Regions from separate parts of the Homo sapiens genome. Here region 2 is linked to region 1. Evidence: read pairs that join two places in POLR2A ChIA-PET (ENCODE). Cell type or tissue: CD4-positive, alpha-beta T cell. All regions are shown on one strand. Each heading gives the region's core, and the rest is flanking DNA. Links, peaks and the distances in the headings are about the cores only.

Region 1 (7,525 bases), core at 1,832-5,831:
GCAATGCCATCAAAATGCTGAGAGAAAAATGAATGCTAACCTAGAATTTTACACCCAGATAAATTATCAAATATGAGGATGGAATAACGATTCTGAGACACGTAAGATTTTTTAAAAATTTATCTTTTTCTTCAGATTTATGAAACTGTAGATCTAGCATGTGATAAAGACAAAGGCAATTCTTCCAAGATGATTATGACTCTCAGGACATTTGTATGAGTGCAACCAGTCTGGAATAGAAAACTAATGAATGATGGGCAAGAAATCATCAAAAAAAAAAGAAAGAAAGAAAGAAAGAAACTTGGTAAGTTACCTGGTGAGTTTGAAGACACAGAAAGACAATTATACTGCTGTCAGAGTCTGAGGAATGAATGAGCAGTAAGTATGTAGAAAATTAAGGAACCCTCTCTCCTGCCCCAAGAAGCATGATCAAATTCAGGGAAAATAAAAAGTTGTTATACAAGAATGGAAGTAAAATAAAAGTATACTACAATACTCAAATGTAACTAATGTTTATGTTAATTATAATAAAAAACACTAAATATCAATTTAACCAGAAATTGCTAGAACAGGAGAAGAGATCATGTGTGCAGTGTGTAAATATTCAGAAAAAGCTAAATATTCACCTTCCATGTAGCTATTATCAATAGGTATTATCTAAAACTGCAAAAAATAAAACAAATGAAAACAAACCATGAAACAGCAGTATAAGCAAATATTTAGAATAGATGTTCTGCAAATGTGGTCCAGGAACACACCCGTTCAGGGGGTCCACAAGGTCAAACTTTTTTCATAATAAAACTAAGACTGTGTTAGTTTAAATAATAAAACTGTCATTTTCACTTTCATTCTCTCGCTATGTTTATATACAATAAAAATTGTACAGTGCAATTTTCCAGAAGCTAAGCACCATATCACAACAGACTGAATGAAGAATTTGATAGGAAAATCCGGCTATCTTCTATTAAGCTATTCAATAAAGGGCACTGCCGAATGTAAAACAATGTTACTGTTAGTCTTCTTAAATCTTTTTGGTTATTTGGAAATATATATAACCTACATAAAGCAAAAGCTCTTTGGGATCCTGAACAATTTTTAAGACTATAAAGGAGTTCTCAGAGCAAAATGTTTAACAACCACTGATTTAGAGAAATAGGGAGTTAAAAGAGAAACATGGAGGGCCAGGTGCTATGGCTCAGCCTGTAATCCCAGCACTTTGAGAGGCCGAGGTGGGTGGACCACTTGAGGTCAGGAGTTCCAGACCAGCCTGGTCAACATGGTGAAACCCCGTCTTTACTAAAAATACAAAAATTAGCTGGGAGTGGTGGTGGGCACCTGTAATCCCAGCTACTCGGGAGACTGAGGCAGGAGAATCACTTGAACCTGGGAGGCGGAAGTTGCAGTGAGCCGAGATCATGCCACTGCACTCGAGCCTGGGTGACAGAGCAAGACTCTGCTGCCCGCCGCACCACGCCCTACTGGGGCAAAAAGTGAGAAACATGGAGTTAAGATCGCCATGTATGGTTGGGCAGGTTGTTTCCAGTACAAGGATGCCAGGCCAAGGGAATCAGTAGGTCTAGAAACCAACTGATGCTCTATTCTCCAAACCACCAGAGAGGGGATCTTTTTCTAAATTGCACAAAGGCAGAAGAGGGTCTAGTGGTCACCATGGTAATAAAAGACCATAAGAAGCTAATAAGTGAATATGATTGCTTTGAATTAATCTATGGGGAGAAAAATTAGAATAGTGGTTACCTCTAAGGAGAACAAATTGTAAAAGGACACAAGATAACTTTCTGAGTTGATAACAATGTTCAGCTTGATTGGGAGTTAGAGCCCAGGTATACAGACTTAAAATTATCTAACTGTACACTCATGATCTATGCATTTTACTGTATACAATGATGCTACAATTTTTTTAAAGTATGTTCCTCTGACATAGGGCAGGACTATATATTTGCATATTAAAATTTAGTATTACTTTGGTAAAACTCAAATTCTATTAACACCTATTATGTAATGAATAAATAACATTTTTAAATGAAATCGGTACAGCTACTGAATCCTAAGGGTTTTTATGTTGCAGGAATCAATCTTTACCAGAATGCCTTGCTGTGAAAAAAGTACCAACAATATTGTTACTGACATGTGAGGCAGGGATAAGCAGTAACAGTAATATAAGAAGTAATATTCCAAAACAAGAATGATGAGGAGAGAAAACTGGGACTTTAATAATAGTAGTTGATCAAGAGGTCAGGAGTTCGAGACCAACCGGGCCAACATGGTGAAACCCCGTCTCTATTAAAAATACAAAAAATTAGCCAGGCATAGTGGCAGGTGCCTGTAATCCCAGCTACTTGGGAAGCTGAGGCAGGAGAATCACTTGAACCCGGGAGGCAGAGGCTGCAGTGAGCCAAGATCACACCATTGCATTCCTGCCTGGGTGACAGGGCAAGACTGTTTCTCAACAAAAAAATAAATAAAAATAACAGTAGCTGAAATCTACTAATTTTTAACTCTGTTCCAGGCATTGTGCTATTATTGTTACAGATTATTATTTTCCCTATTTTGCTGATGAAAAAACTGAGACACAGAGAACTGAAGTAACTTACCCAAGGTATCAAAGTAAGTGATAGAGACAAAATTTAAATCTTTTGAAGAATGACTGTATAACCTGAATTCTGCTAGTGCTGCTGCTTCCTGAATAGCAGCAGCCCCTCCCCAACAATTCAGTGAGGGTACTGGGCAAAAAGGAGAAATATCATTCCTTTGATATTTTTCCCAACCATTAAAAAATATAAAAATCATTCTTACCCCATGGGCTACAGAAAAACAGCAGGCAGGCAGTATTTGAAGATATAGGCTATAATTTGCCAGTCCTGCGTTCCACTTTAAAGGAGATTATAAAATAGTGGCCCATGCCTTCAGTGTTTTGGGCTAAAATTGTTGTATAAATTAAAATAGTACTGATTTTTAGCTTGCCTTGGAAAATTGGAGGATCCAGCAACACTGGACTCATGTTTTAAAAATGAAAACCAAGAATATTCTTTTGTTTTTTGAGACAGAGTCTTGCTGTGTCACCCAGGCTGGAATGCAATGGCGCAATCTCAGCTCACTGCAGCCTCCATCTCCCAGATTCAAGCGATTCTCCTGTTTCAGCCTCCCAAAAAGCTGGAATCACAGGCGCATGCCACCACGCCTGGCTAATTTTTGTTTTAGTAGAGACAGAATTTTGCTATGTTGGCCAGGCTTATCTCGAACTCCTGACCTCAGGTGATCCACCAGCCTCAGTATCCCAAAGTGCTGGGATTACAGGCGGTGGCTTGCGCCTGGCAGGAAAACCAAGAATATTCTTACTTGTTTCATATGCAAAAAGTCCAGCTTCAACAATTCATCTGCTTCAGCCCAGGAGACACTGAATTTGCCTTCTCTGCTTAAGATGCCTAGCACGGCCCTAGGTAAAACTGATAGACAGGAAATTTTATGTCCCAGTATTAAAGGGAGGAAAAAATGAATTGGATAAAGTTATATAAAATGAAAAACTGAAAACTGATAATGCAAAGCTAAATAGACTAGCTCTCAAAAATCATTTTCCCCAGCATAAAAATGGGTCTGCTTTTGGATACTGCAGAGATTCAAGTGATTTAATTAACAATGCATCTTTTAAAATTTTTATATAAAATAATTTAAAACATTATAATCATATATAAGCAGAGAAAATAGTTAAGACTTAAGCTTTATCCTTAACTCATTCTGAAAACAAACAACTTTTAAAAATAATTTGCATCTTGACTGCTCTGCCTATGCAGTACCATTCTTTTACTCCTTTACTTTCTTAATAAACTTGCTTTCACTAAAAAAAAATAATAATTTGAGCCTTAAAGTTAATCATTCAAATAAACACAAAAATCCACCAAACTTGTTTTTTAAAGTATGAAATTCAACTATGCCAAAAACGGTTTATGCAAATATTTCAAAATTTCAAAGTACAAAATATCCACCACCATACTTAGTATCACTTTCCCAAATAAACGTCCAGGATATTTAACTCAGAAGTGGTATTATATATAAGCTGTGAAAATTTTATTTCTCTTTTGTCGTACTTATGTTAGTTCAACATCATAAAATTATTGCTGGTAACTTATCAGTACTGAAAGATAAAACATTAAGTGAAAAATCAGAATATATCTCTACCATAAAAACAAGGGTAATTTCCTCATCGCTACAACTCAAGATTCAAACTTTTCTGTTTAAGAATAAAAAGTCTACGTTCATTCTTACCTGATTTTTCCCCAAGTACAATTATAGAAATACTGCAAAAAGTTTTTTCCTCTAATAAAAGAGCTTAAAGAATGCACAATAATTTAAAATAATCTTGTTCATTCAATTGTTGATAACACTTATAAAATGAGGTTGTATTGTAGATCTCCTTAAAGCTATTAAAAATATGTGTTGTAAGTACTAATTAAAAGGGATAATCACAATTAAGTGGAAATTTTTCAAAAATGATGTCCTTAGTGTTATAATTTCCAATTTTCAACTTTCAGCTGTCTACTTTGGAAAAGACTTTCATTGTGAAGCACAGCTCCAGTGTTAATATTTTGTATATCATTTAGGCAAAAATCACCTCATTCAGAAATTCAGAATTGTCAAATCCTTTAACAGGTTTCAGTAACGGTCTAAAGTCCTTAATTTCTTTTCCTTTAGTCTTTAAGCTCTAATAAAATGCCACGTTTGCCAAAAAATTTAAGAGGATGATTTTACTGGTAACCCAAAAAGATTTTTTTTTCTGAGTCTTCCTTTACTGACACTGACATACAAAGCAGTACAAGAAGCTTTAGTTAAATCTAGGAATTCAGGAAGTAGTATTTCCTTTTGGAAAAAGAATGTGGGTTTTGAATAGACACGCCAGACATTTAAGTTATGGTATGATAAAACTAAGAGAAATAAAATCTCCCCCAATGACTACTTAGTACATGTTTCTATGTACATTTACCCACAAGTCAAGATTTGGAAATGCATAATAAACACCTTGTAAGTCAAATTCTAAATTAATTTAAATAGGCCTGTAACATAAACGTATTTGAGATATTTCTGCTTAAAAAATACTTCCAGTCACATAAACCTTTTATATGTCAGAGTTGAATTCCATGAGGTCACTCAGGCTTATTATGCCAAGTATATTATACTCATTTCTGTCTAGTTGGGAAGACTACAATCCTGTGCAATATGCAACCTTGCACACCCAATATGCTACAGCAGTGTCCTGTCAGGGATGTGTACACAGGAGGTCCTGCCAAGGCATTTGGGATGCACAGACGCAATTCATTTATTTCCCAGCACTAAACCCTCAATTCAGATATTAATATCCTCATGGAGAACCAAAATGTAATGTAAAAGTTTCACTGGCCAATATCTGCAAACACGGAATTACATAACTAGGTAATAAGATGCACTTTGGTTAAAGAGAACCAAGCTCTCAATCCCTTGAGAGCATTATATCAACATTATAGTAAATGGCCAGCCATGCATTTTATGTCCCTTCTCCTCACTCCCCAAAAAACACACAAACAAAACCACCACCACAAACGAAAAGCTTAATTATCAAAACCTTCAGTCTTGATTGTGTGAATAGGGAAAACCAGAAAGGGTAAAGAACCAGGGTCTAAACAGCCATTTGTCATGGGTAACTCAAAACTTTTACTGGGTGAGTCGGCCTTCACTTTCTCTCTTGCACTCACCCTGCCACTATTTTCTCTCCTATATCAGCACTTTACTTTTCTCTCTCCTTTTAAAGAATATCTACAAAGTGGGGTAGAGAGAAAGCAACACTATTTGTCAGCAAAACAACTTGCAGGGATACATATGAAGCAAGCTTAAGCTATTCTGTGGCCTGATACTGGAAAAGGGGTTTCATAAGCAGGCATTGCAACAAAGAGGTGCTGACAACTTCACTGTTCACTGTGAGGTAAACAGAAGTGACAATGTGCTTTATTACATAATACCTCTACCCATCTCCTTTCTCTTTGACCCACTGCTACTTGATATGAGGGAAGAATGTAACATGTTAAACACCAAAAGGAAGAAAGGGAATAGTCTGGTTAGAGTGAGGAGGTAGTTGCTATTTTTCACAATTAAAACAATTTAATGTCTGCCAAATATAATTATGTAATCCTAGCATCTTCATAGATTTTTGAAACTGGAAGAATCCTTACAGGCCATCTGGTCCTACCCTCTCATCTTACAGACAGAAAACCTAAAAATTTAAGCCCAAGATCAAGTAGTTATGTAATGACAAAACTGGGACTTCTGATACAGTACATCAAGTATTTTGTTATCTGCAAATATAAAACAATTTCCCAAGGTTCAAAGTATTGCCACAAAAATATATGAATTGTTGCCTATAGCATAAAACATGTATATAATTTCAAATTCACTTCTGCTACCCAAAATACATCCCATCTTTGCTGTCTCTATAGCTCTAAGAGCTTTATGCCTACTAGGAGAGGAGGAAGGTGAAAACAATTAAGGGGAAAATGCAGGAAAAGAATAAACAGCAAGCTAGTTGAGATAAAACTATCAATAGAAATGGCTGTTAGGATTAATAGCTGCTGAAAAGATAAGACTGAAAAATGGGGTAATAGAACTGTTTCTGGAGAGTTCTCACCCTGCAGAAGAAAAAAATAGAAAGACAGGAGCAATGTAAAAGTACTGGAATGCATGTTATATAAGCCAGCTGATTAGAGTGATCAGAATTCTTGTGGCATAAGGTAACAGAATCTGCATTTTAAAACCAGAGCAGGTGGTCCCTAAGAGCACATTTTGGAAAACAATGGTCTGCGGGATATTGTGATCTGGGAGGGTTAAAGATAAGAAAAATTCTTGTTCAGGAGTTCTAGGCCATTAACTAGCTTGGTTTGATTCTTTCAACCAACCAGGCAAAGGAAATGCCCTCGGCAAAACACATTAAGGCTGATTCTGTTCCCAGTCCAGGCAGTCAGACAAGGTGGCTGCCACAGAGCCACCCGCAAGGAGCCAGAGAACATTATGTAATCACTGCCCAAGCTCTGAAATGAAGAGATCAGAACTTCTTTCACAAAAGTCTGTCATTAAGGTTTTCCTTTTCCCGTTAAGCGACTGACTGATTATAAGGATTCTACTTTTAATGTAGAGAAATATTTTGTCATCCCCTAAAGAAGTCTTTCAGCTTATAGCTGGAAAAAGAATTAGTCATTTTTTATCTACCAACTCATCCGTGACTGCTGGGTGGTTTACAAAGACGACTCTGGCCCTCACTCTTTAGTCCCAGTAGTATTTTTCTTTGGATATGGAGGATCTGAGAAAATAAAAAATGGAAAACAAAGCACGGAGCTACCAATGATTACTTATAGCTGCAATGACCACAAAATTTAAATATGGTGAACTCGTGAGCAATTTTGAGAATCTGGCAGAGTCACTATTTCAGAAATGACAAAAATTGTCAGAAGTCAGATTTAATGGTGCTCAGCAAATGTAATTCTGATGT
Region 2 (7,525 bases), core at 1,411-5,410, 53 kb after region 1:
TTCTCTTCAGAGAGTCAGAGAATGAATATTTATTATTTGATGACTGATATTACAAAGTCATTATCTTATCTTTCAGAGTTCAGATTGGGGTGTGAATCAATACTTGCTAAGTGCCCAGATGAGTATATGGCATGACTTCCAAGAAGGGCTTGGCTGGTTCTAAGTCCCTAAAGCTGTTAACAGAGTTCTGGAGAATGAACTCTGCCCTGTCTAATAACTTCTCTGTGATTCGTTTTCAATACTTTTCAAAATTCAGAAGAATAGTTTTTTATGGAACCATGTATAAAATCTAACTAAATTCACAATCTACTTCCTATACACCTGTCATTTGGCATCAAATTCTTTATGGCATGTGGCAGACTACAAGTAAATTCATTAAAAATAAAACAGATTCTTTAGGCTGCATAGATCACAGTTGGAAAATACTTGTTATATTACATTCATATATACAAGTAATTGCCCGTCCATTTCAAGAGACAGAATTTTGCATAATCACTTCAGAAGCAGTAAAAAGATGGGGTAGTCTGGTGGTGAAGGGTCTGGGCTCCTGGGAGCAGCTCTACCACTCCCCACCTCCAGGAGGATGGTGAAAATGAAATAAGCAAACCCTCCTTTACAATAGAGCTCCCCGAGGAGCCCTTTACAATAGTTCCTGGGGCACAGTGACATGTGCAATATTCAAGAACATGTGCAATATTCAATTATTATACATTGCAGAGTTGATTTCCTGTCTTTGATGCATTCTTTCTCTCTTGCCTTTTTCCCACACTGTGTCCAGACTTAGCTCAGTTACCCAAGGGCTAGTTCAGAATCAACAGTGAATGCTCTATGACAACTTTGAGCCCTCTTGTTGATGACATTTTAATAAGGTAAACACCTGACCCCTTCACTCTTTGAAGTTCACCTTTTGGCTTGTTGGATACACACAGTTGCAGTGATTCCCTTTCTATGGCTGGCAAAATTAAAATTTGTAGAAGTTTGGAAGTATGTATTTTGGAGTTCTTTCATTAATGTGTAAGCACTTCTCATTCTCCTGAATTTCTCCAGGTCATCTGTGAATTCTTCCCTATAGCACAGTCCCACTTGCTGCTTGCTTCCTCTTAAAGTCATTGTGCTGGGGTTATAGGGCTTCATTTTTTCCAATCTCTATGGCTCCGTGGTTGCTCTTCCTAGTTCCAATGCCCTGTTCCTCTTCACCAGCAGTACTCCTCCTTTATTTCAAAATTGGACCCCAGTCCCCTAGGATCTTGCTGTTTTTATTCCTTTGCCTTGATGGTACTCATCTTCTGCATTATTTTAATTTGCCCTTATGAATTATTGCTTGAAAAATATGTTTCTTATTTGTGCCTTTTGTCTTATTTGTGCCTGTTAGATTGTATGCTCCTTGGCAATACAGCACAAGTCCTTGAACTATTTTGTACATGATCCTACTATTTGAGGATATACACTAAATATCACTTATTGCTTACACTGGCCTTTTTATTGCTTTTTCTCCCAGTTACTCTCCTCTACCTTTTAATCTGGCTTTTCTAGCTGGTATCCTTTTGTTAACATAGACCATCTAGAATGTTTTCTATCCTCTTTTATCTTGTATCCTCAAATATCTTCTGACACTTATTTTAGTTTTCTTTGTTGCCCAATCTATTTACATGTTATACCAGTTAAATTAAAGAGAAAAATGTTTCCCACAGCATACAAAGGGAAAAAAATAGGTGAAGTGCCCCACTGAGCGAAACTGTGAGCCCTTCCTCTTTGTGGTCCCCCTCCCCCAGTATTCTTTAATCACACCATCTCGTGTTATCTTTCACTTATTTTTCTCTTTTTATTGGATTGTAAGACTATGTCTTATTAGTTTTATGAATCTCTAGCACTTGGCCCATTGCCTGGAACATAGTAAGTGTTTAACAAACTTTTTGTTGAAGAAATGAAAGATTTAGTAAAGAGATTCACCCATGAAAATGTGGTAGTTATAATAGGCTCCTTTGTTTTCTAAGAATCTGGCTTGAGACTAATGTTGTAAAGGGTAAGCACTGGATCATACCACTACGTTAATACCCCTGCTCTTCCACTTGCTGGTTAGCAACAGAGGGTAAATTACCTCTCTGAGACTAGACACATCATATACAAACTTTCATAGGGTTGCTTTGAGAATTTTACTATTTAGATCAGTACTCAGTATATAGCAAGCACTTAAGAAACTTAGCTACAGCTATTATTAAAAATGACATTGGCCGGGCACAATGGCTCATGCTGTAATCCCAGCACTTTGGGAGGCCGAGGCAGGTGGATCGCTTGAGCCCAGGAGTTCAAGACCAGCCTGGGCAACATGGCAAAACCCCATCTCTACAAAAAATGCAAAAACTAGCCAGATGTTGTGCCATATACCTGCAGTCCTGGCTACTGGGGAGGCTTAGGTGTGAGGATTGCTTGAGCCTGGGAAGTTGAGGCTGCAGTGAGCCATGATCATGCCACTACACTCCAGCTTGGGTGACAGAGCGAGACCTTGTCTCAAAATAAATAAATAAATAAATAAATAAATAAATAAATAAATAAAGATATTAATATATCAATACTTACTTATTCAAGGAGACCAGGCAAATAACTGTCACATCATTAACACCACTTGCATTTACTGAGTGCCCAATTATCCAAAGACCATGGAAAATTCACCATCAGCATTAGACCTAGGTGTGGTGACAGGAAGAGAGAGTTTTTATCCATGTGGATAACCAGCAATGTCAACATTTAGAATTATTTGCATTAATTAGACTTTTCATTTTTAAAAAATTGTGGTAAAATATGCATAACATGGAGTTTGTCATTTAACCATTTTTAAGTATACAGTTCAATGGCATTAAGTACGTTTGCATTGTTGTGCAACCAACACCACTATACATTTCTAGAACTCTTTTCTTCCTGCAAAACTGAAACTCTGTACCTATTAAATAACAATTCCCCATCCCCCCTTCACCCAGCAGCCCCTGGAAACCACATCCTACTTGCTCTGTGAGTTTGACTACTCTAGGTAGCTCCTGTAGCTGAAATCATATAGTATTTGTCCTTTTGTGTCTGGCTTATTTCACCTAGTGTAATGTCTGCAAGGTTCATCTATGTTTGTAGCATGTGACAGAATTTTCTTCCTTTTTAAGGCTGAATTAAGTTTTAAATTTTAGTGGTTGTAAAATATTCCCTTTCTTTTGGTTTTTGTTTGTTTTTTGTTTTTGAGACGGAGTCTCACTCTGTCGCCCAGACTGGAGTGCAGTGGCACCATCTCAGCTCACTGCAAACTTTGCCTCCCGGTTTCAAGTGATTCTCCCTGCCTCGGCTTCCCGAGTAGCTGGGAATCTCCCTGCCTCAGCCTCCCAAGTAGCTGGGATTACAGACACCTGTCAGCACACCTGGCTAATTTATATATATATATTTTTTTAGTGGAGACGGGGTTTCACCATGTTGGCTAGGCTGGTCTTGAACTCCTGACCTCAGGTGATCCACTCTACTCGGCCTCCCGAAGTGCTGGGATTATAGGCCTGAGCCACTGCACCTGGCCCAGTTTATATTGTTGTGTGTTTAGGTGGTTCCCCATTTTTAGCAACCGCAGCTAATGAAAATCGGGCTCTTTCAGTGTAAGTATTTCTTTTTTTTTTTTTTTTTTTTTTTTTTGAGATGGAGTCTCTCGCTCTGTCACCCAGGCTAGAGTGCTGGACTGTAGTGGCACAATCTCGGCTCACTGAAAGCTCCGCCTCCTGGGTTCACGCCGTTCTCCTGCCTCAGCCTCCCGAGTAGCTGGGACTACAGGCACCCGCCACCATGCCCAGCTAATTTTTGTATTTTTAGCAGATACGGGTTTTCACCATGTTAGCCAGGATGGTCTTGATCTCCTGACCTCATGATCTGCCTGCCTCGGCCTCCCAAAGTGCTGGGATTACAGGCGTGAGCCACCGCGCCCGGCCCATCAGTGTAAGTATTTTGAGGCCTCAAATAATAATGGAAGATTGAAAGAGAAAAGACAAGTCTGGTGCCCAGAAAATCTCATTAAAAGCACATCTTTTTGCTTTTATCAGAAACATTTATCCTGTATTTTAAGATGCATTTAATTAAGATTTTGTTTAAGACATAAGGAAAAAGGTTTGCTCAAATGTGTAGCTTTGTTGTTGTTCATCCACAGTGATTACCACATCATCTTGGTCAGTGTATTCACTGACCATAAAAGCAGAAAACTGTGCATTTCCTTGATAATATTAGTAATGAGTTGGCAAGTGATCTCTGAGCCCTGGGATGGGGTGAAAGATGAAATGGAAGATGTTCTAACCTGCCAAGACTTGAGTTAAAGCCTTTTAAACTGTTTCTTTTCCAATAATTGCTAAGATTATTAAATTGCAAAACTGGATAAGGAAGCTTGTGGCATGTATTTTGTTTCAGACAGTAAGCTACTAAAGAGCAAAACAGTGAAACATCAGAGAAGCAAAGAACAAAATTACATATAACAATCTTGATAATTTAAAATGTATTTTTCAATATAGATGAGAACTCTGATAACAAGCTAAAAACTTCGTGGGTATAGACGTTCCCCTTTTCTTCAAGGGAAGGAAATTTTAAATTGGACTTATTTTATTATCCCAGGTGGAAGAAACATTTTTGCATTCATTATTTATACCCTGCCTAGTACAAAAATTATTTGAGGCAATTTGAGAGACTGTTAAAGAATGCAATTGAAGAAATCTGAGTAGAATTTCCCCAGCTTGTCTTGTATAGTTCAGGCACTGACCTTTTATCTGAAAATACTAACAGAAACCTTAAAAAAGAACATAAACTTTGATGACTGGAGGGAAATAGTTTAGCAGCTTCTTGCATGGCAGTGGCTAGGTCTTGTCTACCGAGGGCTGGTCAGTTCCGTTTTCTCTTGTAATTAGGAGTTTCTTGGCCTGTAAATAAAGTAACCATATGTTCTAGATTTTCTGGGGCAGCCCCAATTAAAAATATTCTTTCCTGTTGTTAGACCATGTGTCAGACCATATGTACTGATATTTTTATGAAAAATGTGGTCAGCTTACTCAAAATTGTCAGTATTTCCCTAACGGGCCTTTTCTTCAAGGTACCCAGACACCTCTGTGTGGGTTGGGGTTCACGTCCCACCCATTCTGTGAGAATCAGCTGATGTCTTTGCATTTTTGTAAAGCCTGACCTGCTTTCTTCCACAAACCTTCCTTCTCCCATCTCCCACTCCACCTATGGAGTGCCGCACTCTGCCTAGCATTTCATTATACACCATCTTTTATTGTTATGTGTGGTTAATTTCATCTCCTCAACAATATTGCAGTCTGGAGGAAAGGAATATCACCTAAGTTTCTCCCACAACTTCCATGGGGCCTCACTGGGGGCTAGGCATATGGCAGTTCCTGTTTTAAAATCAAAAAATAAAAAGATTGATTAATTTGTTTGTGTCATTCAGGGCAGGGACCCTTTTAGTCTCTATCACAACCCTGCATTGAACTTGTAAATATTTTACTATTGGTTAAAACCCTTACCACAGCACCAGATTTCTATTCTAATTCTAAGCATTTGATTTTATAAACACACACACACACACACACACACACACACACACACACACACACACGGACTTCAGAAAGTTCATGGAAAAATTGAATTAAAATACATAAATAAAAAATGCAAACTTTATTTCTCAACATAAGTGCCATCAAGGTCAACATGTTTTTGTAAGTGATGATACCAGCCACTTAGTCCATTCCTAAAGAACTGAGGGTCCTGGGAATTTACCCATATCAATGCAATCCTTTTTATATTATTAACTGAAGAAAAATGGGTACCCTTTATAGATTTTTAAGATTAGAAACCAAAAAGAAGTCAGAAGGAGCCAAATCAGGACTGTAAGGTAGATGCCTAATAATTTTACCTCAAAACTCTCCCAAAATTGCCCTCATTTGACATGGGCAGGAGTGTTGTCAGAGTGGAGAAGGACTCTCTGGTGAAGCCCTCCCAGGCATTTTCTGTTAAAGCTTTGGCTGACTTTCTCAAAATGTAATCATAATAAGCAGAAGTTATCAGTCTCTGGTCCTCAAGAAAGTCTCCAGAAAGTTTTTTGGGATGCTTAAGCAAAATGCCTTGAGCATCCCAAAAAACTGTTGCCATGACTTTTAATCTTAACCAACCCACTTTTGCTTTGACTGCACCACTTCCACCTCTTGGTAACCATTTCTTTGATTGTGCATTGTCTTCAGAATTACACTGATAAAGCCATGTTTCATCTCTTGTTACAGTTCTTCAAAGAAATGCTTCAGGATCTTGATCCTACTTGTGTAAAATTTCCATTGTCTGCAGCTGATCTGGCCTCAACAGTTTTGGCATCCATCAAATGGAAAGTTTGCTCAACTTTAATTTTTCAGTCATAACTGTGTAAGCTGAACCAAGTGAGATGCCTATTGTGTTGGCTTCTGTTTGTGCTGTTACACCAGTCCTCTTCATTTGGGGCATGGACAAGATGAGTTTTTTCCTCACAGATTGATGTGGATGGTCTGCCATGGTGAGCTTTATCTTAAATATCACCTCGTCCTTTCTTAAAATGAGTTATCCATTTGTAAACTGCTGATTTTGGGGGGTGCATTGTCCCCATATATTTTTCATAAAGCATCAATAATGTCACCATTCTTCCACCCAAGCCTCACCATCAATTTGATATTTGCTCTTTCTTCAATTTTAGCAGAATTCATGTTGCTCTGATAGAGGCTCTTTTCAAACTGATATTTCATCCTTCTTAGTGCCTCAAGGAGATCCCGTTCAGACATGCTATAACAAATTAGTATGAGCTTCTTTTAGTGCAAAAAAAATTTGAAATCTACACATAGTTTTCTCATTAAATGCATTTTCCATGAACTTTTAGAAGTCAGTCCCCTTGTGGCCGGATGTGGTGGCTCACACCTGTAATCCCAGCACTTTGCGAGGCTGAGGCGGGTGGATCACCTGAGGTCAGGAGTTCGATACAAGCCTGGCCAACATGGTGAAACCCCGTCTCTACTAAAAATGCAAAAATTAGCCTGGCAAGGTTGCAGGTGCCTATAACCCCAGCTACTCAGGAGGCTGAGGCAGGAGAATCACTTGAACCCAGTGGGTGGAAGTTGCAGTGAGCTGAGATCACACCACTTCACTCCAGCCTGGGCAACAGAGTGAGACTTCATCTCAAAAAAATATATAATAATAATTAAAAATAAAAAAAGAAGTCAGTTCCCTTGTATATATTTGGCATGTAAAACTCAGGCCTTAGTTTCACATATGTACTAAGGAAAAATGGTTTTAGGACTTTGTAATTTTGTCCTAGAGCTATAGGTAGATATAAAGTGCTATCATTTATTTTTCAGGCTTATCTTCTTTCTCTCCCCTCACTATGGGTGTCCTCCCAAGCGTCAGTGCTAGACTCTCTAACTAACCATCTGCTCTATGGAAGTTGCTTATGAAGGGACACACTATTCTCTCCAGGTGATCACTGTCAAATCTGCATTTCCACAGCAGC

The links. Peaks named below come from ENCODE experiments on the same cell type or tissue, not always from the same donor. Only the 100,000 strongest peaks of a DNase experiment are listed, where the experiment ranks them.
Region 2: POLR2A ChIA-PET joins it to region 1 with 14 read pairs; 12 of 35 experiments call an interaction of 5 or more read pairs at or near these places.

The regions. Positions count from the first base shown.
Region 1 is chr13:48,235,165-48,242,689 of GRCh38, reverse strand. All of the region lies in intron 1 of ITM2B (integral membrane protein 2B), which reads right to left. Among named protein-coding and RNA genes, the nearest start is that of ITM2B, 5.7 kb to the right of the region's middle. RefSeq lists enhancers at 889-1,389, 6,584-7,171. In CD4-positive, alpha-beta T cell, for the core only: no CTCF peak of the experiment used is centred there; no DNase peak of the experiment used is centred there; H3K4me3 peaks cover 764 bases; H3K27ac peaks cover 528 bases.
Region 2 is chr13:48,181,930-48,189,454 of GRCh38, reverse strand. It overlaps LOC105370198 (a long non-coding RNA gene), which reads left to right. Exons shown (of 6, transcript XR_007063792.1): 2 at 6,279-7,525. Among named protein-coding and RNA genes, the nearest start is that of ITM2B, 48 kb to the left of the region's middle. RefSeq lists an enhancer at 2,840-3,069. In CD4-positive, alpha-beta T cell, for the core only: no CTCF peak of the experiment used is centred there; DNase peaks (open chromatin) are centred at 2,974 and 3,564; H3K4me3 peaks cover 799 bases; H3K27ac peaks cover 2,385 bases.